Regions from separate parts of the Homo sapiens genome. Here all the other regions are linked to region 3. The links are chromatin loops, found by intact Hi-C in ENCODE. Cell type or tissue: GM12878. All regions are shown on one strand.

Evidence for each region. Hi-C counts contacts between places; a loop is a spot of excess contacts. Peaks named below come from ENCODE experiments on the same cell type or tissue, not always from the same donor. Only the 100,000 strongest peaks of a DNase experiment are listed, where the experiment ranks them.
Region 1: a loop joins it to region 3, with 2.3 times the contacts of the local background. A loop is called at or near these places in 2 of 110 quality-filtered maps.
Region 2: it touches region 3 in a loop (2.8-fold over the local background); 2 of 110 quality-filtered maps call a loop at or near these places.

Annotation. Positions count from the first base shown.
Region 1 is chr15:47,858,195-47,866,194 of GRCh38, forward strand. No RefSeq gene overlaps it. Among named protein-coding and RNA genes, the nearest start is that of LINC01491, 16 kb to the left of the region's middle. In GM12878, no CTCF peak of the experiment used is centred here; a DNase peak (open chromatin) is centred at 4,377.
Region 2 is chr15:47,956,977-47,964,976 of GRCh38, forward strand. All of the region lies in intron 1 of LOC124900354 (a long non-coding RNA gene), which reads left to right. It overlaps LOC102724553 (a long non-coding RNA gene), which reads right to left. Exons shown (of 3, transcript XR_001751520.2): 3 at 2,080-3,649. Among named protein-coding and RNA genes, the nearest start is that of LINC01491, 110 kb to the left of the region's middle. RefSeq lists an enhancer at 4,976-5,035. In GM12878, no CTCF peak of the experiment used is centred here; DNase peaks (open chromatin) are centred at 3,357 and 4,885; H3K4me3 peaks cover 1,320 bases; H3K27ac peaks cover 1,148 bases.
Region 3 is chr15:47,810,944-47,818,943 of GRCh38, forward strand. The region is part of intron 3 of LINC01491 (long intergenic non-protein coding RNA 1491); the gene reads right to left. Among named protein-coding and RNA genes, the nearest start is that of LINC01491, 31 kb to the right of the region's middle. RefSeq lists enhancers at 1,381-1,878, 3,427-3,506, 3,527-3,596. In GM12878, no CTCF peak of the experiment used is centred here; DNase peaks (open chromatin) are centred at 1,948 and 3,238.

The DNA of each region.
Region 1 (8,000 bases), 47 kb after region 3:
CCATCAGGCTCCAATTCAGACATAGTATAGCATTTATCTAATGTGGGCTTGAAGCCCTTCACTACTAGCTCTCTGTTGAGTCAAATTCCAGTCAAAGTGAACATGAGTGTGACATGTGTGCAGTAGATTCTGGCCAAGGGTGTAGACTGTGAAATAAATGCCTGCACTCACAGACTGCTTCTTAGGTGTGTGACACTGCATTGAATCTTTCCTTGCTGGTGCAACAGGAGAGCCCAGTCCAGTGCCTCTTCTACTACCTAATGCTAAATGTGTTCAATATCCTTTAGAGGGCAAGGTTCTGTGTAATGCGGAACACTCCTGACTCTACCTGGAGAATTGCGTGAACACCCAAGATCAGAAGCCAAGATGTCAGATCAACAAAATGCCACGGGGCAGGCACTCACCTCAATCTCTCATTCAGAAGGGTGTGCAATTCCAAGTGGAAGTGGGACCCCCAAACCAGCTGTGAATTCTGAAGGCAGCTGAAAAGCCGGGAGATTCACAGCATACTGTCTCTCCCCAAGGTGTGGGTGCAGGTTTCTCTCTCGGGACATTCTCACCTCCCGCTGGGGTACCTCCCCCAGCGTTCAGCAAAGTGCAACAGGAGGTCAGGAGCTCCCAGGACTATGATTCTCTCTCCCTACCAGACAGGGATGATTTGATCTGGTTCCAGTCCAACCCAAAGCTACTTCAGTAAACAGTGTTTTTTTTTTTGTTTTTTTTTTTCTGAAGATTGCCTATTTCTGTCTTTTACCTCCCTTGCATATGGCAAGGAGAAATAAGATAATATATGTGCAATGCTTTGAGCTCCTTGGGAAAGCAGCACTCTTTAAGTGCATGATATTAATAATAGCAATATTTCTGTTACCACGAAGACAAGCTGAGTCCATCTTTCACATGTCCTTTTAAGTCATTTTCCCTGCGGCTGCCTTTTCTGGTAAAATGGTTCTAAATGAGCCATACAAATCTCTAGTTTTAAAATACTCATTTGGGGAAAATGCTGGTTAGGCTGTATCTTACCTGGAAGGGGAATATTCCTATGTTTGTTTCTTGAAATGATGATGATTCCGGTAGGTCAGGAATGGGAGGGCAGTCAACCACCAGGAAACAGACATGTGAAATATGCAATTGGTGTGGAAAATAGAAATCCACAGATACCCTGCCCACCATGGCCAGGATTCCAGGCCCATTTCCTGCCGAGCAATGTGAGCAAGTGACAATAAACTCCTTTTCTGAGAGTTATAAAACACAAGTATCTAGCAGCCAAGCCCCTCATTCTGTTAGAAAGAGACCTGACATTACTATTCCCAATATTAGCAAAAATACTGTGATGATGATGACAACAGGCATCATTTATCAAAATCCTGCCTCATTCAGAAATTGTGCTAAACTCTATATTCCTTGTCTCATTTTATTCAATCCTCCCAATAAAACCACGACAGATATTATTATCTTTAAAACTCCGAGATGATTAGTAACTAGTCCAATGTCATACAGCAATAATTTAAAATTTGAACTTCAAATTAAAAATAATATGCTCTGGTTATTTTTTTAAAAAAATAAAGAAATAAGTGGAACCTGCTCCTTTACTGTACCCCCTACCACTCCTCTCCATCCATTCAGATGCATTTGGTGCTTGGGATGTTTAATTTTATGTGTCAACTTGACTGGCTCATGGGATGCCCAGATAACTGGTTAAATACTGTTTCTGGGTGTGTCTCACCTTCAGTGTGAGCGTGTTTTTGAAAGAGATGAGCATTTGACATGGTGGACTGAGTACAACAGATGGCCGTCCCTAATGTGAGTGGGCTTCATCCAGTCAGCTGAGGGCCTGAATAGAATAACAAAAGGAGTGGAGGGTCGGGGGAGATTAAATTAACCCTGCCTAGCTGCTTGAGTTGGGACATCGTCTCCTGCCCTCGCTGTTTCTGCTTCTCAGGCCTTCAGATCTAGACTGGAATCTATCCCATCAGCTCTCTGAACCTCAGGCCTCTGAACTATACTGCTGGTTCTCATGAGTCTCCAACTTGCCGAAGGTAGATTGTAGATCATGAGACTTCTCAGCCTCCATAGTCTCAAGAGCCAATATCTTATAATAAATATCTTCATATATATGTGGTGTGTGTGTGTGTGCATGTAGACAGACAATCACACACACACACACACACAGAGAGAGAGAGAGAGAGATAGAGAGAGATCCTGTTAATTCTGGAGAACCCTTACTAATACAGTGCTTTTTGCATATTTGCTAGGCACTTTTAGGTTCTGGGAATACGGCAATAAACAAAAGTATCCATCCTGGAGAAGCAGGGACCCACCCCAAATGATAATTTGAGGGCCTGGAGCACCAAAGTGAAGTTCATGTTTCCTAGTTTTTCACTAGTACAACCACACAAATGACAGTCTGTGAGCCTGTGGTTTCCAAATATTTAGCCTCTGATCCTGGGCTCTGCTCTGCCTCCAATGCCTTTCTTTCTTAGAAGGCTGCAAATGTGTTATAAATAAAACCAAATAACAGGGTGAAGCCAAGGGTCCTCTCACCCTTGGGCCTTAAAGAGCACAGTCTTCAGTATAAATTAAAGTTGTGTTTTACCTGTAGATCTATCATCTACTTGCTATGTGACCATGAGCAAGTCACAGCCTCTCTGAACTTCAGTGGTTCATCAGTAAATGGAAATAATATTACCCATGGCAAAGGGTGGTTGAAAGCACTGAATGAGCTGCACTTAAAGGGTCTGACACAGGGCTTGGCAGCTATGTGAACCTCATTTATGGTAAATGCTCTTACTGTTGTAAAATCCAAGAAGAATGTGCAAAAACAACCAGGCCTTAAGGGTAAAACCTACTGGAGACTGGTGAAGTGCCAGCATGACCATTTTGAAGCCTGTGAAATCCGTAATAGAAATCCTTCCAGCATCCACACTTGTCCAAAACTCGTCTGCACAGGAAGATTGCTAATAAAATGGGAACAAAGGAAATCATGAGGAAACCATCCATTCAACAACCAAATAAAGCCAGCGCAAAACCACCCACTGCCCCCTACCACAACAGACTGATGGGTCACAAGGCAGGGGGCCCAGGGTTGCTGCAGAGCCCCCTTATTAAACAGAGCCCTGAAGAGAGGCCATCCATTCACAGGCTGCAGCCCCTGGGGGGCTCTGGATTGTCCACCCTTTCCTTGCAAGCACTTACATCTTCAATAGGGGATTGACACAGCATTGGGCATAATTAACTGCCTTCTAATTCATCCCAGCACTGGGCCTTGTTCTCAGGAAACTGAGAATGAATTTGGTATTTAGCCTTAATGAAGGAAAACAAGTCTAAGTGTTAAGAAGCCCCCAACTTCCTTGTGTGACGGGCAAGTGTATCTCGTTTTATTCGTTCACAACAACCACACATACTCTATTTTTCTTTGCTTGCGGAAGAATGTCATCGTGAGGCAGAACAAATATGACAATTTAAATGCGTACCCCGGGGCTTAAGTAGCACAATGCCAAAACTTTTAGTGATCGTGGTAGATACAGACAGTCTGACCCCCAGCTGCAGACCTGAGAAAAGGAGGCTGTGCTGCCCAAACACAAAACAAATAAGATCTCTTTTGTAAAGGATTCTGTCAAGTGTCTTTTTTATTTATGTTGCCTTTTGTCACACTCAATCAGAAGTCAGAATATGAAAACTCTTTCCTGCTGTTTGCCTATTTTCCTTTTCTCACTAAAAATTTTTCTTGCTTCATGTTAAAAAATACACAAACAAATGAAGTTATTTATTTTAAGATAGGGCTATAAAATAACAGGCAATGAAAAAGAAATTAAGCATCCTAGAATAATTATTAGCATAAATAGTAGCAATCTTAGGAAATTTCACGAATATACCAAAGACACTTTGGCTGGTCCCTGGGTATCAATGGCCCTTCTTCCTCTCTGATGGGGACCAGATTTGGTTGGGTGTCCTCTCCTTCTTCTCACAAGTCACAGGTACATTCTGAATTGCCCAAGCAAGTGATGCAGACTTCCTTTGGTAGAAACAGGCTTAGAAGTGGGCAGGGATGCCAGTCCTGGCCAATGAAATGTGAGAAGAGGCCCACTGGAAGTCTTCAAGGAAAGGTTTTAATAAGAATTAGCAAGCCTGAGAGCTACTCTACTGTGTAACATTTTGTTTGTAAGATTTTTTTTCCTTATTCTTTAAGACTGTTGAGTTGGAGGTTTCCTATTTGTCACTGAAAACATTCAAACTGATAAATGATAACTGCTCAAATCGTTTTGTAATCTTCTCTATGGAAAATGCTGTCAAAATCAATTTAACACCATCACAGGGAAAATTCTGTAGTAGTTACCTGTTGCTTCTGCTCAGCATCCGTTTCCCTTTCTTAGTAAGAGTAACCGGTGTTTCTCAAACATGAATGTGCAGATGAGTCATCTGGGGGTCTTGTGAAAACACATGCTCTGGTTCAGTAGGCATGGAGTGGGAACTGAGACTCTGCATTTCTCTCTGGTGATGCTGATGTTACTGCTCCCTGGAGCACTCTTTGTATAATAGGGGTCTATATTTCCATTGGGACAACCAGTCCAACCAGTCTTTTTCCATAGCCCAAAATATTTAGGTGAAATTATCTTAAGATAGTAGGAGAAGTCCATTTCTGGGCTACAGTTATTGGTTCAGAGATGGGCAGTTCACTCAATATGAGCCAATAAAATAGGAGATGTTTGCTGGAAGCCATTAAGAAAGAAGGCTTTTCACTTTCCAAGAGAGCTGTTGGGAGAGTTTTCTTTGGATGATATGTAAAAGGATGTGGTGGTTGGAACTATGCTAGCCATTTCTGCAGCAATGAAGGGAGGACAAAGCCCACTCACTGAAGAGGGCAGAGCTGAGAGAAGCATAGAGATGTGAAGCCCCTGGGGATAAAGTTGTAAACCTCTGGGGTGAGCTCCACCTGAAATTAAAGATTCTTCCAGATTCTTTATTGACATGAGCCAATAAGCTCCCCTTTCCCCTTTGCTTAAGCAATTTTGGGCTGGGTTTTATATTAATTGCATGAAAACAGTCTTAAATAACACAATTAGAATCAATGCTGTAGATTACAGCAGGGGCTGCAGACTATAGTCAGAAGCCTCTGTATGGCCCTAGAACTAAGACTTCTTCTTACCTTTTTAAAGGATTGTAAAAAAGAGAAAGATAAAGAGAGAGAGAAAGGATGTCAGCAAGGAAGGAACGGAGAGAGAAAGGTGAAGAAGAAGGAGAGGGAGAGAAAGATGGAGATGAAGATGAAAAAGAAGAGGAGAAGGAGGGATTGGGAGAAGAAGAGGAAAAAGAAGCTGGGAAGAAGAAGAAGAAGCAGGAGGAGAAGGAGAAGGAAAAGAAGAAGAAAGAGGAGAAGGAAGAGGAGGGGAGGAAAAGAGGGAGGAAGGAGAGGAAGAAGAGGAGAAGGAGAAGGGGGAGAAGGGGCAACATAGACAGCATATGGCCCTAAAGCAGGGATCAGCCAGCTTTTTCTGCAAAGAACCAGACAGTTAATATCTTAGGCTTTGTAGGTCATATGATAACCACCCCAACTACTCAACCTGCTGTTGCAATTGAAAGCAGCCATAGAAGATATGTAAATGAATGTGCATGGCAGTGTATCAGTAAAACTTTATTTACCAAAAAGTAGAAGAAGGAAAAAAAGAAAATAATAATCTAATCAAATGCCTTATTCAGTAAACTTGTTTCCAAAAACTCAAGGAATGGTGAACATTTATGTTTGATAGGGACACTACAAAAAATGAGCCAAAGATCTTGAAGGAGCTCCAGCTAAGGAGTGACTATACTTGTAAGCAGTGACTGCCTCTGCGTAAGTGCAGTCCTTCAGATAGCTACCTTGAGGCTTCTCTGTAGCCACATGAGCTTTGGCATGTTTGTAGAACCCATATTTTCCAGGTCCACCAGCCTGAAGATACAAATGGCTAACAGCTAGAAACTCAACACAGGATTTCTCTGGCTTGACCACCTCACCACATTTATTCTGTGGGAAATTTGTCCCTGATATGGTTTGTCTCTGTGTCCCTACCCAAATCTCATCGCGAATTGTACTCCCCATGTGTCAAGGGAGGGAGCTGGTGGGAGGTGGTTGGATCATGGGAGCAGTTTCCCCCATCCTGATCTTGTGATAGTGAGTGAGTTCTTATGAGAACTGATGGTTTTAAAATGCTGGGCAGTTCCCTTCCCCCTCTCTCGCCTACCACTATGTAAGATGTGCCTTGCTTCTCCTTCCCTTTGCCCATGATTTTAAGTTTCCTGAGGCCTCCCCAGCCTCATGTGAAACTGTGAATCAATTAAACCTCTTTTCTTTGTAAATTATCCAGTCTCAGGTAGTTCTTTATAGCAGTGAAAAGGAACCAATATAGTCTGTCTTCAAATCCTCAAATGGCTTGCATAGCTATAATCTCTGCAGGCTCTCAGTCTTTTTGGCTAAATTTTAAAAAATTTCTTTCTTTTCTATTCCAGAGTGCTACAGTAGTAACAATGGTGGAAGCTAAGCACATGATTATACTACTGTCTTCCAAGCTAAGTGCTGAGTCCAAGGCCAAGAGCACTGATATTTGAGACAAAGGTGCTTACGTTGTGAATAATGACTTATTGACTGATATTAAGTTTCCCCGTACTGCTGCTGCCCTGTTTTTGCTCCTGGTTGCTTAGCCCAGTCTACCGGTATCTAGACTTTAAAGACATGGCTTTTTTCTCTTGACATTCTTATCACAACTTCCTTGACCCCAAATTTAGCAAAGTTTTGCATTTGGTCCTTGCGGTACCCAAAAAATGATATCCAGGCCCTAATTGCCAAACTTTTTTTTTTTTTTTTTTTTTAGACAGAATTTTGCTCTTGTTGCCCAGGCTGGAGTGTGATGGCATGGACTCGGCTCACCACAACCTCTGCCTCCTGGGTTCAAGCAATTCTTCTGCCTCAGCCTCCTGAGTAGCTGGGATTACAGACATGTGCCACCGCGCCAGGCTAATTTTTTTGTATTTTTAGTAGAGACGGGGTTTCTCTGTGTTGGTCAGGCTGGTCACAAACTCCCAACCTCAGGTGATCTGCCCCCCTCGACCTCCCAATGTGCTGGGATTATAAGCGTGGGCCACCACGCCTGGCCACTAATCACCAAACTTTTTGAATGTTACCTTATATGACAAAAGTGACTAGTGATTAGATATAATTAAAATGAGTATTTTTGACACAGGTAGATTACCATGAATTATTTGAATGGGCCCCAAATGTAATCAGAAGTGTCCTTATGAGTGGGAGGCAGAGAGGTTTGAATACAGAACAGGAAAAAGTGTTGTGACAATAGAAGCAAAAATTGGAATGATGTGACCATAAGCCAAAGAATGCTGGCAGCCACCAAAACCTGGAAGAGCCAAAGCATTCATTATCCCCTGAAGCTTCCACAATGAACCAACCCTGTCTACATCTTCATTTTACCTCCATAAAACTCACTTTGGACCTATGGCCTCCAGAAATGTAAGAATACATTTCTGTTATTTTAAGTCCCTAAAATAACAAATAAAATATTTGTGATGATTTAAATAAGAAACTCATACAGGCCTGGAGATAATCCTTGCGTTCAGAATCCTCCATTCCTTCCAAGTTCCCTTAATCAACTATGTTTCCTTAAGATGCTCTATTGAAGACACTCCTGCCAGGCACACCCCACCAGTCCTTTGAAAACAGCCAGATACACCTAAATACCAACTAAGGCTAAAGCAAGAAATCCTGATTCTTATCTCATTATAAATATGTTATTCCATTTGTGTTGCTTTAAGGAAATGCTTGAGGCTGTATAATTTATAAGGAAAAGAAGTTGATTTGGTTCCAAATTCTGCAGATTGTACAAGAGGCATGGCACCATCTTCTGCTTCTGGTGAGGGCCTCGGGAAACTTCCACTCATGGCAGAAGGCAAGGGGGAACAAATGTGTGCAAATTACATGGCAAGAGAGGAAGCAAGAGAGAGGGGAAGGATGCCAGGTT
Region 2 (8,000 bases), 150 kb after region 3:
GATAGAACAATTTATATTCCTTTGGATTATACCCAATAATGGGGTTGCTAGGTTGGATGGTAACTCTGTTTTTTTAAGTTCTTTGAGGAATCACCCAACTGCTTTCTACAGTGGCTGAACTAATTTACATTCCCATCAGTGGTGTATAAGTGTTCCCTTTTCTCCACAACATTGCTAGCACCTATTATTTTTCAACTTTTAATAATAGCCATTCTGACTGGTGTGGGATGGTATTTCACTGTGGTTTTAATTTGCATTTCTCTAATGATTAGTGATGTTGAGCATTTTTTATATGCTTGTTGGCCACATATATGTCTTCTTTTGAAAAGTATCTCTTCATGTCCTTTGCCCACTTTTTAATGGGGTTGTTTGTTTATGCTTATAAATTTAAGTTCCTTACAGCATCTGGATATTAGACCTTTGTTGGATGCATAGTTTGCAGATATCTTCTCCCATTCTGTAGGTTGTCTGTTTACTCTGTTGATAGTTTCTTTTTTTGTTCAGAAGCTCTTCAGTTTAATTAGATCCCATTTGTCAATTTTTGTTTTTGTTGCAATTGCTTTTGTTGTCTTCATCATGAAATCTTTGCCAAGTTCTATGTCCAGAATGGTATTTCCTAGGTTATCTTTCAGGGTTTTTATAGTTTTAGGTTTTACATTTAAGCCTTTAATTCATCTTACACTGATTTTTGTATGTAGTGTAAGGTGGGGTGTCCAGTTTCAATCTTCTGCATATGACTAGCCAGTTATCCCAGCACCATTTATTGAATGAGGAATCTTTTCCCTATTGTTTGTTTTTGTCAGCTTTATTGAAGATCAGATGGTTGTAAGTGGTGTGACATTATTTCTGGGCTCTTTATTACGTTCTATTGGTCTATGTGTCTGTTTTTGTACCAGTACCATGCTCTTTTGGTTACTATAGCCCTGTAGTATATGTTGACATTGGGTAATATAATACCTCCAGCTTTGTTCTTTTTGTTTAGGATTGCCTCGACTATTCGGGGTCCCTTTTGGGTTCCATGTCAATTTTAAAATAGTTTTTTCTAATTCCACGAAAAATGTCATTGATATTTTGATAGGAATAGCACTGAATCTGTGAAATCTGTAAATTGCTTTGGGCAGTATGGCCATTTTAATGATATTGATTCATCCAATCCATGAGCATGGATTATTTTTCCAATTTTTGGTGTCATCTATGATTTTTTGAGCAGTGTTTTGTAATTCTTATTATAGAGATCTTTCACATCCCTGGTTAGCTGTATTCCTAAGTATTTTATATTTTTGGGGGGGCAATTGTGAATGGGATTGCATCCTGATTTGGCCATCAGCTTGGATGTTGTTTGTATAAGGAATGCTACTGATGTTTGTATGTTGACTTTGCTGAGGTTATTTATCTCTGATCTCACAGAGCCTTGGGGCTGACATTACAGGGTTTTCTAGATATAGAATCATGTTATTTGCAAACAGGAATAGTTTGACTTCCTCTCTTCCTGTTTGGATGTCCAGGATTATTTTCAACAACACTTAGCTTAACCCAGGATACTAACCTACTGTAATGTTCTCACAGACAATATCATCACTTACAATAAAAAAGATGTTAATACTGGCAAGAAACCTAAAGATAATATGGAGAGTAATTATTTACTGTAGGTTTTTCTTATTTGAGGAAAAAATTACCCTAACTCTAGGAAAACCTTTCCTTCGCAAACTTGAATAGCACCTGCCCATGACCTATTCAGGAACTGTGTTATCTCATAGAAAAAAATACATTTAAAAATTTTTTTCCATAGAAGTATAATGCTTCTAAATGAGGCACTCTATCCATTCATCTATCTAGCCAACAGGTATTTATTATGACCTTTTATGTACAAGACACAGTGCTAGGCATTATGGATAACGCAGGGAGTATAGACTACCCTACCTTTGCCCTAAAAGACTTAACAGAATAGAGTAGAGGAAAATAAATAAATACACAAAACAAAAACATATATTGCAACTTGAACATTCTGATGCAAACAAGATATTAAGAGAGATCCTCCCAGCATAGCATTTTCTAAACTGAATTCTCTGAACATGCAAGTGGCCATAGTCATTTTTTATTTTTCTATCACTTAGGGCCTCACCTCAACATGACATTTGGCAAGGCCTTGCCCATTTGGCTATGAACAGCAGTGCACAGGGACTGGGTACAAGGGAGTTTCAGTCTCTGCTCATTGTTCTGAGAGATGACTTTTCTGTTTCCATCCCAATCAGCTTCATTCTATTATCCAGGTGCCAGAAGCAGTGGCATCCTCTACTGAGAGCATAGATATGAGGAGGGCATTAAAGAGGAAAAATAAATGTTTCCTGGAAGGAACGCCCAAGTAAGCATGGCCAAGACTTCCACAGATGGAAAGGGAAAACACTACGCTCTCTTTGTGCTTGCACCATATTCAGTAACTAATTAGAGCTTCCTGCTCAGAGCTCTGAGCTGCCCTGGGCCCTTCCTTGCTCAGACTTATGACCATGCCAATCTTCCTAAAGCAGGAACCCCATCCTTCCCTTCCATCTATAAGATTTTTTTCTTCTACTGAAATGCAAGTACTCCGTGAGGATGACTCTTGTAGGTGGAAGGAAGCCATGGAATAAGACCCCAGAAACACATGCCCCTACTTCACCATTCTGCTCACAAGCAGCTCTGCTTGTGAAATCCACTAAGAAATCAGCAATCTAAGTATTTCCCTCAATATGACTCTAGATATTCCATTGTGTTGCTGGCCGGTCTTTTCTTCTTCACATTCACCCTTGGTCCAGAGCAATCTGTATGGCCAGCTATTACTTGAGAGTGACTCTGCTCCCATAAAGTGACTTCCTCCCTAGAGTAGATTGTGGTTTGAGAGAAAGAGAGAGAATAGTCATACCTGTTCCTTTTCTTCGGGGCCAAAATTATAGCTGTTATTTCTTCTAGGGGCAACAAGGACTAATACAAACCTCCCTCAGCACCTTACAAAACTGGCTCAAAAAAAAAAAAAAAAAAGTGAAGGGTGACTGAGCTCGACTGAGCCCTGCAGGGTGTTACCCAAGAGGTGAGCAGATGTCGTTTCAGAAAAGTCAAAAAGGCTCTAACAATGTAGGAAGAAGAAGCTTTTGTGACACTAAAATGGGGTTGAATAAGGCAGACTATAGCTAATGCACAAATCATTTGAAAAGCCTCTTTCTCTGGTGAATGACTCAGTCAGGGGATGTTTGAGCTTGTAAAAAATCACAGGAAGGAATCTACTGACTCCAAGTCCAAGGTGCAGGCCTGTATTCTCCCATGGGCCAAGCAAGACTTCTGGGGAAAGATAAGACACCCTTGTCCTCATACCTTCAGCTTCTCTGTTGTCAATTACCATTGCCACATAATAATTCTGAAAGCGAAAAACAGCTCTCTTGTCATTTCAGCTCAAGCATAGCTTCTTCAATGCATCCATCAGACTTCTCTACTCTGCACTGATCTTTCTTCTTCCTGAATCCCTTTAGCACTCATAATCTATTGTTCACTAATAAACAATTAAAAATGGCTTTATTGGTCATCTCAGATTCTTTTTGGAATGAGTCAGGGCATTATTTAATGTTCATATTGTCCTTCGTTCCACACATGATAATCTTCTTTCTCCACATTAGTAACTCTGTAAAGGCAGAACAAATATAATTATTTTAAACCAACAAGAATCTTATTTTCTGAATTAAAATTTGGCTCATATGGGTCTGCAAGCACAGGTCCATGCGAGAGAATAGTGGGGCAGAATATTCTACATTGGATCTGCCTCTGAACATCCACGTGATCACCACACTCTGTTTCCTGGGGTCATACTCCCACACTGGAGCCAGCACACTGCTGGAGTCTCCACTGCCTGTTGGGAAGATGAGAAGCATCTAGCAAATATCTTCCAGGAGCATTGGTTTTATTCCATGGTAAATAATCTACACATTATTTACACATGAAAACATATTTTCAAGAGCAAAATGGAAGCCTTATGTTATTTTCTAAGATAAAACTTGAATGAAATTTCTTGAAGTTTCTTGAATCTTGGAGTGGGACTTTCAGGCTTCACCAACAACCCCCACCCTTCCACAACCCCCTCCTCCCCAAGCCCATGCCAAGCTCTTCCTGGAGCGCAGGTCCAGGCTTTCCTGCTCTTAGTTACCCTGTGTTCACACTTAAGAAGCACTGCTCTTCCACTCCTACAGTAAGGCAGAGGAGAGTAAGTGCTTGATAAATATTTATTGACATATTGATTCATTGTTCCTTCAAAATTCAGAGCAGCAAAAGGAAGTTGAAATCAAATCTTCTTTTAGGTGTAGGTGGAAAGGTCAATCAATAGTGGCCTTTCTGGCACTGGAGAAACATCCTACCATCCTACTAGAGACGTGTTCTACTTTGTCACTGTAGGTAGGAAGACAGTAATGGCTCCCTCAATGAAATGGTGATAAGAACGAGAACATGGTTCAAGAGAAGAAAAGAAGAAATTGTAGAAGGATAGAACTGGCCAAATGGCAAGGCATCTATGACAGAAAAGAGCAACAACAGAGCAGAGCAGAGCTGAAAGAGACCAGTCTCAGAGAAGCAAACATGTTCAAGCAAAGAACCGGGCAAGTCTTGTTTTCCCTCCAAACCCAAACCTCCTAGAAACTAACAGTTGGTTTTTGATTTCTTTGGGCTTTGTTTTTGTTTTACTTTTGTGTCTCAGAAAGGACCAGAAAAATACAGGGGCTCAGGTGAAACCTTTATGTCAGCAGGAAAAACAAGACTCAGAGAAACCACCTTGGCAGTGCGCCCTCTAGCAGTTCCCAACCACAAAGCGAGCATCCATCCTGTCTTGTTTACAGAAGCCCCAGCCAAAAACAAAATTGCCTAACCATCTTTGCCAAGGGGAACTGGGGTTAACAGTTTTTCAAAAACCTCATAATTCGATAATTTGCAAGTTACCACGACTTCCTCCGTAAAACTGGGCCCCCATGACTAAGAGGTTTCGTTTCAGTTGCGGTATGAAGAGAAACTTGTTGCTGGGCACCATTTGTGCAGCATAAGCCCTGGGATCCCTACAGAGTCTCTCAGTAGGATTCAAATGTCTCAGGAGAGGGGTGGAGCTCATCTGGGTTTCCACATTGGCAGCCAAGGATGCCCAGTGGAGCCATCTTCTCAGATCAGGCATCCTGGTTGTGTTAGTACTTCTAACCACTATGCAATTCACCCAGGCTATCAACTTGCCTGGCAGAAATAGGTCCTTCAAGGAAAATACTAGAATTCCTCTAGGCTGCCAGCCTCCGTTTCAGAGACAGGTGGCAGAGGCTGTGAAGGGTGGCCCAAGAAGCACAAGGGTGAGACAAAGATGAGCAGAGTGAGGCAGCAGCCATCCCCATGTGTGCTCTCCTTGTACACCCCAGGAAGGATCTTAGGGATCATCCAGTCCCTGATTCTCATTAGACAGAAGTGAAAGCTGAGTCTCAAAGAGGTGAATGGTTGACTTAAGCTAGACAGCAAGCTACTTGTGGGGAATAGGGGTAGAAATTAATATTGCTTTTGCTTTTGGAGAATAGTCTCAATATGTCAGTCACTTTTCTAGATGTAATTAATAATATATATTTTTAAAACTTCAAAAACCTATAGGGTAGGTAACATCTCTATTTTTATAGCTTTGTTTTATAAAGAAGGATATATTGTCTGAGAAGTGAGTTCAATCTGGAGCCACATCTGTCTACAAAGCCCATGCTTTTTCCTCACCGTACCTGATGTTCATTCCCAGCTCAGCAGGATTCATGAGACCTTCCCCATAAACTAACCCAAAGGGCAAAAGACTGGGTTGCCATGCCCTGTGGCCATGTTGAGGGTGGTGAGAGGGAGAGTGGCTATTCTTAGGGCTGTAAGTTGTACCTAAGAATATATTTGTGCATAGGAATAATTTTATAAATTAATGTTTATGTTTACCATGCAATGACTAGAACCATCATGGGTTAAATAACATTTTTTGACCCTGTAGGAACTCAAAGACATGCTCTGAGTTCCCAGTAACTGATTATCTTTAATGTGCCTACTGGTGATATCATTAAAATGTAGATTTAAATTCAGTGAGGTCAGAGATTCTTCAATTCTGTAAGCTCCCAGCTAATGCTGATGCTGCCAGTCCATGGACCACAATTTGGGCCACATCCAATTCACAAATAGAGACTCACTCTAAATCAAAAGTTGCTAATTAGGCTGGAGTACCCTATTTCTTTTTTTAATATTGCTGACCCCTAAGCAAGTTCTACTTATCTGTCTGAAAATTGTTGCTGTTTCCAGTGCAACAAGTCACTGCCTACAACTAATATTCCACCTTCTCTAGGACATATCTAGGCTCTGCAAAAAGATGATCTTCCAAAGCTCCACAAAGAAATGCCATTTGTGAATGCTCAGGCACACCTGTGCCTGCTGGCAGCAAGCCATTGACTTTTTCCAACAAGCAAACCAAAGCTTAACAAATTCCACTGTGGAAAGGTGAGCAGTGTGCCCCCTGCGGGCAGCTTCCCACTTCCCCTCCCATAAAATGAGGGCCTTTCAGCCCCACCTTCTTAATGAAGTGTTCAGCGAACACTCCACCGCATCCACCTCCCTTCCAACTTGTACCTCCCACAAACATTTGCCCTGTAAGTTCCTCTAACCAAGTCATCTTTTTTGTTTCCACGTTTTGTCTCTCTAGCCAAATCTTAAGTTCCTTGAGAGCAGAGACTCTGTCTAATCTCTCATTGCATCTTCCCACAAAGCCCAACCCAGTCAGTGTTGTGTTCAAATTATAGGCTAAAGAAACATGTCTCCATTCCCGGAAAGTTTTATTTTCCTGTTGTGTAAGAATGCAACTTCCATTGGGCTTCCGAAGAGTGTCTGTGAAGATCACACAGGAAGGACTCTACAATTATTATGAGTCGATAATTAACTTCTTACCAATGGTAGTGATGGGATTGTATAAATTCACGCCAGAATTCACATCAATGGTATACAAGGATTATATGAGATAATGCATGTGAAAGCACTTGGTAAAGTACAAAGCCCTCTGTAAATGTAAGGTATTATCCTGTTGTTATTATTACTTAGGGCGTATGTTTCTAGCAGAAGTGAACAAACACAAGATCACCAAAAAATGACAGACAGCCTTTGTCTACACCTCAAACCCACTCCGCATGAAAAGGGATTCTTTTTCATTCATTCATCCTTGAATTATAAGTCAGTAAACCAAGATTCGCTCCTGAGCCAGGAAATTGAGGTAAGAGAAAAATATTGGGATGGATCTGCAAACCTAATGCTAGTATCACATGGCAACTCCCATTTCCTGAAGCTCAGGGGGAGCCAGGTACAATTTAATATGATCAAGGGAGCTATTTCATGGGCTGAAGGAGACAGTGAGAATGACTGTCATTCACAGCAGGACAACATAATAGCATCCATGTGTTTGTCTGAATAGACACAGGCACTCCGTATGCACAGCACTTTCACCTTATTGAATAAGGCAGGCTCCCACTTGCTTGCCTCCTGCCTGCCCAGACATTCCTCCACTCCCTGCCCCGACTTTCCTTCTCACCACAGTTTCTTTATCATCCATGTCTTGGAGTGATTCTGGGCCATATATCCTGTGCACTCTTCTCCTAGAACCTCAGCAGCATCTCCCAGCTCCTCTCCCTTTGAAGATTCATATCCCATATACTTCCACATGTTACCTTAAACTCTGGTGTGTGTGTCTGTGTCAAACTTTCCCCTTTTATGAGAACATCAGTCCTATCAGGTAAGGGGCCTACCCTAATTCAGTATGATTTCATCCTAACAGCTAATCACACACTATTTCCAAATAAGGGTACACTCTGAGGTATTAGGGGTTAATATTTTAACATATAGATTTGGGTGGGGGAGGGGGCAATTTAACCCATAACACTTGGTCTTGGTTACTTGGGAATCTCCAACCCCCAGCCCCGCATCAGCCAGCTCATGTAGCACATGTGGATCACACA
Region 3 (8,000 bases):
TCCTGGAGATGACTAAAACAAGTTTCATGTTAAACCTGCACCAGTCTGTAGGCGTGCCACACGCAGAAGCAGGTCCCTAGGAGAGACTGAGTATCCCAGTTTGGAGTCACATCCATTGTATTTCCCCATAAGCAGAAGAGAAGCTAGAGTCTCACTTGAGCCAGCACTCCCTCTTTCTCCCTTTCAAACCAAATTCAAATGTGTGATCCTAGCTGCTGGAGGCTGCTGGCTGAAGGGACAATTTCCTGTCTAAACACATGTTGTGTTTCCCTTCGAAACTGGGGGCTTGAACACCACCCATCAGCTTCCAGATAAAGTTCCTTTTGACCTCATATCTGGCCTGCACATATCATCCACAGGCAGGGCCAGCCACAAGCAGTCTGTGGAAGCCTCACCTCTCAGCACCTTCCCCTTCTCAGCACCCAACTCCCTGCCCTCCCAGGTGCCTTTTCTGTTTTCTTTTCTCACAGATCTTGTTTTTAGCTAGCTGTCATTTAGCTGTCAACAAATTTCCTGGAGGCATTACCTAATGGGTTATACATACTTAACTCACTCAGAGGCATTACATTTTAATAGGGCATATTTAAGGCAAAGTCATCTTCAATACCCAAAGGAATACATCCTAAACAGCGAATTTTAAGCATCAGGACTGAAAAGGGTACTAGATAGGACCAGAGAGAGATTTTGCAGTTAAAAGGCTATAATCATTGCTTTTCCAGTCACTGGCCACTGGTATAATTTGCTTTGGGAGCTTAATCTTCATCCCTTTTTCTCCTATGTCCTCATTCACAGCTTGGTTTCCAGACCCAGGGCTCACACACCATTTCTCCTCCAGAGTCTGTCCCAGCTCTCCTGGACAGCTACTCACATCCATTTGTGCCTTGCCCTGACAAATGCCTCTCTTTCCTATCTCTCTACCTTCATTCCAGCAGTGCCTTCCTCATCTTTCTTCCTCCCTTCCCTGAATTTCAAAATTTGATCCATCTTCTGACTTCCAACATAAACATCCTCGTCTATAAAGACTTCCCCAAATTCTCCCAGGCCTATCTCATGACATCTGCCTTCCAGTGTCTCCTCCTAATACCCCCCGCCCCCACACCATACCCTCTGAAGACTTCAATGGACCACATGCTTCCAGGAGGGGGAGGTCACCACGCACTGTTGCTCCTGCTCACCTTGGTATACTTGGCTCCCAGTATGAGCTTTAACACTGTCCCCAGTGCCAGTGATCCAAGCACACAAGCTAGAAACCACACTGTCTTTTATGACTTTGCTTCAGAAATTGCACTCCATCTAGGCGCCTAATAGAAGCCTCATAGGTGTTTTTGGTTTGTTTTTATTTTTTTAAAATCAATACTTATAGTTTCTGCCATTAATTAACTCTGTGCATTTAGTCAAATCATTCCCATTTCTCTGGGCCTCAGGGTCCTCCATTTTAATATGAGGAAATTGGACAAGGATATTCTTAGCGCTTTCCAAATGATAAAACTCAATGCGAGAGGTTGGGCTTCATGTCCCAGTCTCTCCAATGTGAAGAATTCATATTTTCTTCACAGTATAAGAAGAGTGAGTTTGTTTTTAAGAGTACTGTTTACACATGTTTGTACAAATCAATCAACATTCCCATCTCTACTGACTCACATGGCCTGGAACGCAAGTTCACATACCAAAGAGAACTGAGAAGGGGGATGGGGGAAATAACTCTCCAATTTATCTAGGTAAGAGCACCACTCCTATTTTCACTCCATGAGTGTTATGCAAGGTCAGCCTCCCCCTCTGCAGAATGGGAGAGTTCTGGATGACTTCTCTGAACAGCATGGGGTCAAGGATGACTGCCAAGACATCAGATGTCATCACACCTGCCTTTCTCCTGGATGTCTTTTCTTATCATTACAGTTGAAATGCAAGAGAAACCCTAAAAGAAATGTGAAGCTGAGAAGGACACAGCTCTCTGACCATGACCACAGGAAGTGGTAAGTGCAAACACGTTCCTCTGATGGTTTCACGTCGTTGCCTATTCTGTCCAGCCCTGATGGGTCTGAGCAAACACCCATTTTTAAGAGAATAAGAGGCCTGACATTTGCTGTCTCTACTGCTAAACCTTTTTCTTCTTTTGCACCCATACTCTGTGCCTGGGGTAGACATTTTGGTGCTTGGGGTCTGTAGATGCCAGACCCAAATCCCTTTAACTAGCTGGTGACTTGACTTTACCTGCTATGAGGGGTATGTGCTAATGGCTCACAGCTTCCCCCTTCTCCAGATAACTGCCTTCGGAAGACAGGAGCCATCTTGCCAGCATCATTCCCTCAAGGCCCACAGCCAATGCCTAAGGGACATGGGCTATAAAGGCCAACCTCCTATAAGGGCATAGCTGTTCTGTGTGGTGTGGGCTCCAGAACTTTCCTCCCATGGACCAGATTAAGACTAGGCCTCACCTAAGACCAGATCCTTGCTATGCTTCTCCCACTGCCCTCTGCTGTGTCAGGCTCTGCCTGTAAGGAACCCAACCTAATTTAGCTCGTCTCTGTTCAGTCTGTGATTCCATAGAACCCCTTTGTAGAAAAGCTATTTTAACTGGCAAGCAGATTGCTTTGCTCCACAGCTGCCCTTTGGAGGTTTTGTGTAATCCTATTAATATTTGTCTGTGGTTAATTTATATTTTAAGGGCTAGTGGGTTTCTAGTAGTAACATATGTAGATCACTGGGGAGGAGGAACCTGAGGCAGCATAGACTAGTAGAAAGAGTGTGCCTTGGCATTGAAGGGAACTGAGTCCAGCTCTACTCTCAAGGGTCATTTTGACCAGGGGTCAGTTGATGTAGCTTTTGGGTCACAGTTGACTTTTCTGTCAAGTGGAGAGAGGGCAAAGATGAACCCTAAAGTCTCTTTATGTTCTGTTGGGTGTTCTAGGACTGTAAGATTCATATTCTTCTCTCCATTTTTACCCAGAAGGAACATGCAAAAAGAGATGCGCATATGCAGGAAGGATACATGTGGACAGAGTGGACCCTAAACTCAATTATCCATTTCCTATCTCCAAAGCAGAAAAGCCACACACATATTTTAGTGATATTTATTCAGCACATAGTGCATTCAAAGAGCTGGTTTTAAATAAAATGGTCTAAGCACCTGCTTTTTGGTGGGAAGCTGGCAGCAGGGCTTCCTCATTTCACTCTGGCAACCACTCAACATCTGCTCTCCTTGGCTGTTTGCATTCATAAAACTATGTCAGCGTCTGTTGAAAAAGACAAAACCTACTCAGATCAGTGCAGGACTCATTTGTAAAAACGAAAGTGCTCACTGAATCAATCATAGACCACATTGTTCATTTGAAGAGTGGAGACTTCACTTGCTCTTCCTTCTCTTTTAAATTTTCGAAATGCTTTCACATTTACTCCTTCATCTGGTCCTTCTGGCAGCGTCATAACATACTATCTATTTGTATTTGGAAGGAAACTGAGGCAGAGTGTGGTTGTATGACTTGATTTTTAAGTGACCAAGAGTTAACGTCAAAGCAGGCCCAGAGCACCCTGTTTAGGCTCTCAGCTGCCTGAATTCCTACCACATCACACTGCCTTTCAACACAGTCTAGAGTTTGCCTCAGTGTTTCTTAAGAATTGTGCACAGGAAGTTTTCAAGGAAGGGGGATAATTGTTATAGAAAAAGGAATGGTTTCCCGTGACCTAAGTTTGGGAAATGCTGCAGTAAGCAGGCTTCTTTACAGTGAGACATCTTGGAGCCTTGGATGTTGCTGAGGTGTTCCAAGATTAGGCATTGCATGTAGGATTTCCAAACATACTGGACCACACCTCCCTTTATTCCCATATCATCTCGCATCTTGGAAAGCATTCCAGTAAGTCAGACTCATTGGTGTATATGATACCCACAGTTTGGATATTTGGATGATTTCTGGGACTAAGTAGGCATAGTCTACTACTGCAGCTATTTCAGTGATCAGTAACCTAATAGCTTGGTTTTGTTTGCATGTTTGTGTATGCATGAATACTGACAACCCTACTTGTTGCAATGTGAGGAGTGTCATCTCTAGCCCTTTGGCTTTGAAAAGGTTGCCATGAAGAACTTACTGATCACTCTCTTGTAGAATTAATTCAAATCTCAAACCCTCTCAAAGTTTTCAGCAGGCTAACAGGGCCTCATGACTTCCAACAACTTAGATATTCAAGGTGTAGCAGTTTTGACACAGCCTGTAATCTCTTGGTCTTAAACTTAAGATTTATTCAAGCTCTTTTTTTCTGAAAAGCTCTATAGCTCTCCAAAACAGATTGACATCCATCTATAATTACAAGCACTTAATTGCCCATATATAATAAAATTTCAAAGACTGCAATTATCTCCTCCACATAGACATATACCTCTCACAGTTCAAAACCAAGTACCTTTGTTGGATTCAGATTATGTATTAATAATTTCCCAGATCACTCGGCCCTACTTGTCCCTAGGTCTCGGATTTTGCTCAGTGGAGATCCCTGGCTGTTGTCTTCCCATTTCCTATCACCACTGGCAGCAGCTCAGGCATCCTATACAGAACTTACTCGATCCATGAAAGCCTGGGACCTCTTTATTTTGGGGAAGTGAATGAAACCAGCCATGGAGCTGGGGATTAGCCTTCTCCCAGACAGGCTGAGTAACACAGGCTGCCAAAAGAGGGGAGGAGGGTGGAATTACCTCAGTGAGACTCCTGGCCAGTAAGAGATAGGAGGCAGAAAGAAGCCAACAGGAAAACTCTGCTCCTATCCTCCTGCTGACAGGTAGTTCTGAGGTGCAGTGGTTCCTCATGCTACCTCCAGAGCCCTCCAAAAAAGTGGCTGTGTGTGTGTGTGTGTGTGTGTGTGTAGCTATGGCTGGCTCAGAAACTACCACCTTTGACTTACTGTGTCAACTTCCCTTGACTAACTCTTTATGCCCTGGACTTGTATCTCCCAAGGAAGCATTAGCATTCAAACTCTTCCTTAAGCTCTATTCTGGGGAACTCAGGCTAACAATTCCATACATAGCCAAGAGTTTTCTCTGTTTGTAAAGTTATCATAATCATAGCTCATGTATACCAAACCTTACTATACAGACTGTTCACACACAATACTTCCCACAGCACACAAGAACAAAATTGTGATAAGCCACTGTCTATAACACATTGTTTATTCTTATTGGTCCTAAAGTAGATCTATTTCAAAGTCTTTTCTGCAGATGATAGATGTTAAGTGTTCATTAAGAAAATAGTTATGCTCTAGACAAGAATGCTTCCAGATTTCTTACTGTTTAAGTATGACTAGCTCATGATTTTCTACCCCAATCCTATTCAAGGGATAAAATGTATTCAGATAAAGAGGGGGAATAGCATATATACTATATTGTAGAGGTTACAGATTGCATACAAACCTAGGAAGAAAGACCGGTTCATTTAATCATATATTTTAATAAAGCAATTGAAAAAAGTGGTTAATTCCCTATCCCTCCCTGGCACAATCAATATAAAGCTAATTTGTATAAAACTTGGTTCTTTCCTGTGGCCTAGATAATCCACAGTTCGCTGGACTGGAGATGAGACCTTTTCAAACCCTCATCTGGAGAGATGTCCCTACAAACATAGATTATCTCCATGAAATGCACTTCCACTGGCAACTAAAAGTCCCTGTCTTCCCAGAGGGGATTGTGGGAATCAGGAAAAACAGAACAAGCTGTGCTGCAGTAACAAACAAGCCAATTATTTTAGTGGCTTATAACAGTAGGAGCTTATTTCTCACTCTCCCTACATGTCCATCAAAGGTTGGCAGGGCATCTAATCCAAGTCATTCTCCCTTTGGCAGCAGCAATCACTGAAACCATCACCAGTTACCTTGGCAGGTAAAAGAAGTGTGAATTATGTAATAACTCTTAAAGCTTCAACACAGAAGTGACATAATCATTTCTTCCCACATTTTACTGAGCAAAGCAAGTCAGATAGTCAGATGGCCACACCTTATTTCAAAGAAGGTGGGGAAAAAATAGTTCTACCAAAAGTCCTAAAGAAGGAGGATCAGAGTATTTGCTTACAGCTCTAATGACCAGGGCTCTATGCACTGTCACCAAAGGAAGAATCGATCCTGGGAAAGGACGGTCAGTAGAGCAGTTTTGCCAAGTGCAGCTTGCCCTCTCTGAGGTAACTGTAGATATCCAGATGTTCTCTAATATTGGAAGGTGGTGTGCCACAGGTGCGTGACACACTACCATTACCAGCTCACTCCGCCCCTGACTCAGGCCACCTAGTGTAAATGTGTAAACACTTGTTTAAAATCCCCATCTAAGAAGGAGGCAAACTGAGCTCTTCCTCTCTGGGCTAAGCAGCTTGGATAGGGGAGAAGTAGAAACTTGCCAGCCCCACTGTGGGGCAGGATGGTATTCAGAAGTCATACCCTGACATACCATCCACTGTGCTGAAGGTTTACATCTCCTGTTTCTGAAACTGAACGCTGCCAGTAGAGTGAACTCCCTAATGATTTGGCATCCAGAATACATCATCTCCAGATTCATCAGCCTGCTCTGGAAGCCTTTGAAAATGCAATCCCCAAGTCCTCTGCAGAGAGCATCCTGTCAACCTGGGAGTTGGCTTGTTTTCTGTGGTGCTTTCTTAGCAAACACCAAAAGCTATTTTCCAGAGAGTTCCTTTGAATGGTTCCTATAAATCAAAGATGAAAGACATTGTGGCCAGAGGCCTTTTAAAGAAATTTTTGGTCTTTCTTCACCAAGCTTTTAAAAGACCACATCTTCAGAAGCCATTTTTTAAAAATCTATCTAGGGCTAAGTAAAGAATAATATAGAGCAGAGATAGTGGAGAATTTTCCAGAAAAAAAAGAAAGAATAGAACAAATCATAAAGAGTTTTTAGGTACAGGAACCTAGAAGCATCTATACTGGACACATTTTTACAACTATAAAAATGTCATTGTTTCTTCTTTAACCCCATTAAATGGGGCAAAGGAGAAGAGCGCATTTCCCATTTTCTCCTCTGAAGTGATTCCCCCATTATGCTGTCCCTGTGCCCAGAGGTTACTGCATTAGCATGACCAAGCCCCCAAATGTCGCATCTCCCTGCTCAGAGCCTCTCTGGCTGCTTGGAAAGCAGGCAGCAGTTTAATGAGACAAGTTCCCCTTGGAGACTCCTCTCCCCTCGAGGAATTCTGTAAGTGCTTTATACAAAACAGTAATAGGATGGTTCAGCCAGACTCTCTGGCTCAGATACACTAACTGCTGCTCCCTTTGGGAAGGAGGAGAAGGTAGCCGAGTGATAAGACCATTACCACTGACTGTGCCCTGTGAGCTGGTAGTCCCTGAAGCCACTTTTCTTGCCCTTTGCAAGCATGAAAGGAAGTCGGTGAAAGGCTGATCAGAACAGACTTCCTGGTGGGAGATAAAGCTGTCTATGGACAGGCTCTGGATGATAATGGGCAGAGAGTGATTTAGTACCATGATTACTTCTGAATAGAGGCTGCAAGCATTGTGCCCAGGAAGCCCAGTGAAGCTGCGGAGGAGTGACCAGAGAGAAATCCACTAGGCTGGATACACATAGGAGAGCTGAGCTGCCTACCCTGGCATTAGGAGGAGCCAAGAGCAACCTCTGGGAGGCCTTAGCAACACCTCTCAGAACTCCAGGATGCATCAGATAAAACAGTCCCATCTGTGGAGAATTTCCCTCCTCTTTCCATATACACTTTACCCCTGTCCTCTGAACTCACAGATTTTTAATTTTCTTATGACTCCAGACTTTAGGGGTACCTGAGCCTCTGCCTTATTGTTTTTTTTTCTAACAGGTTGGAATGTTGTTGAGATTTACTAATGACAGATCAACAGCTGGAGTTAGGGGGAAGTTAGTGAAAGCCATGAGCAGTGTCAGAATGAAATAAGGTCTGCGGGTGGGACTTGAGATGGAAGTTCATGAGGCAAGATAAGGAGTGGCCTGAACAAAGCTGTGCTTTTATTTTTATTTTTCTTTCTTTTCTTCTTCTTCT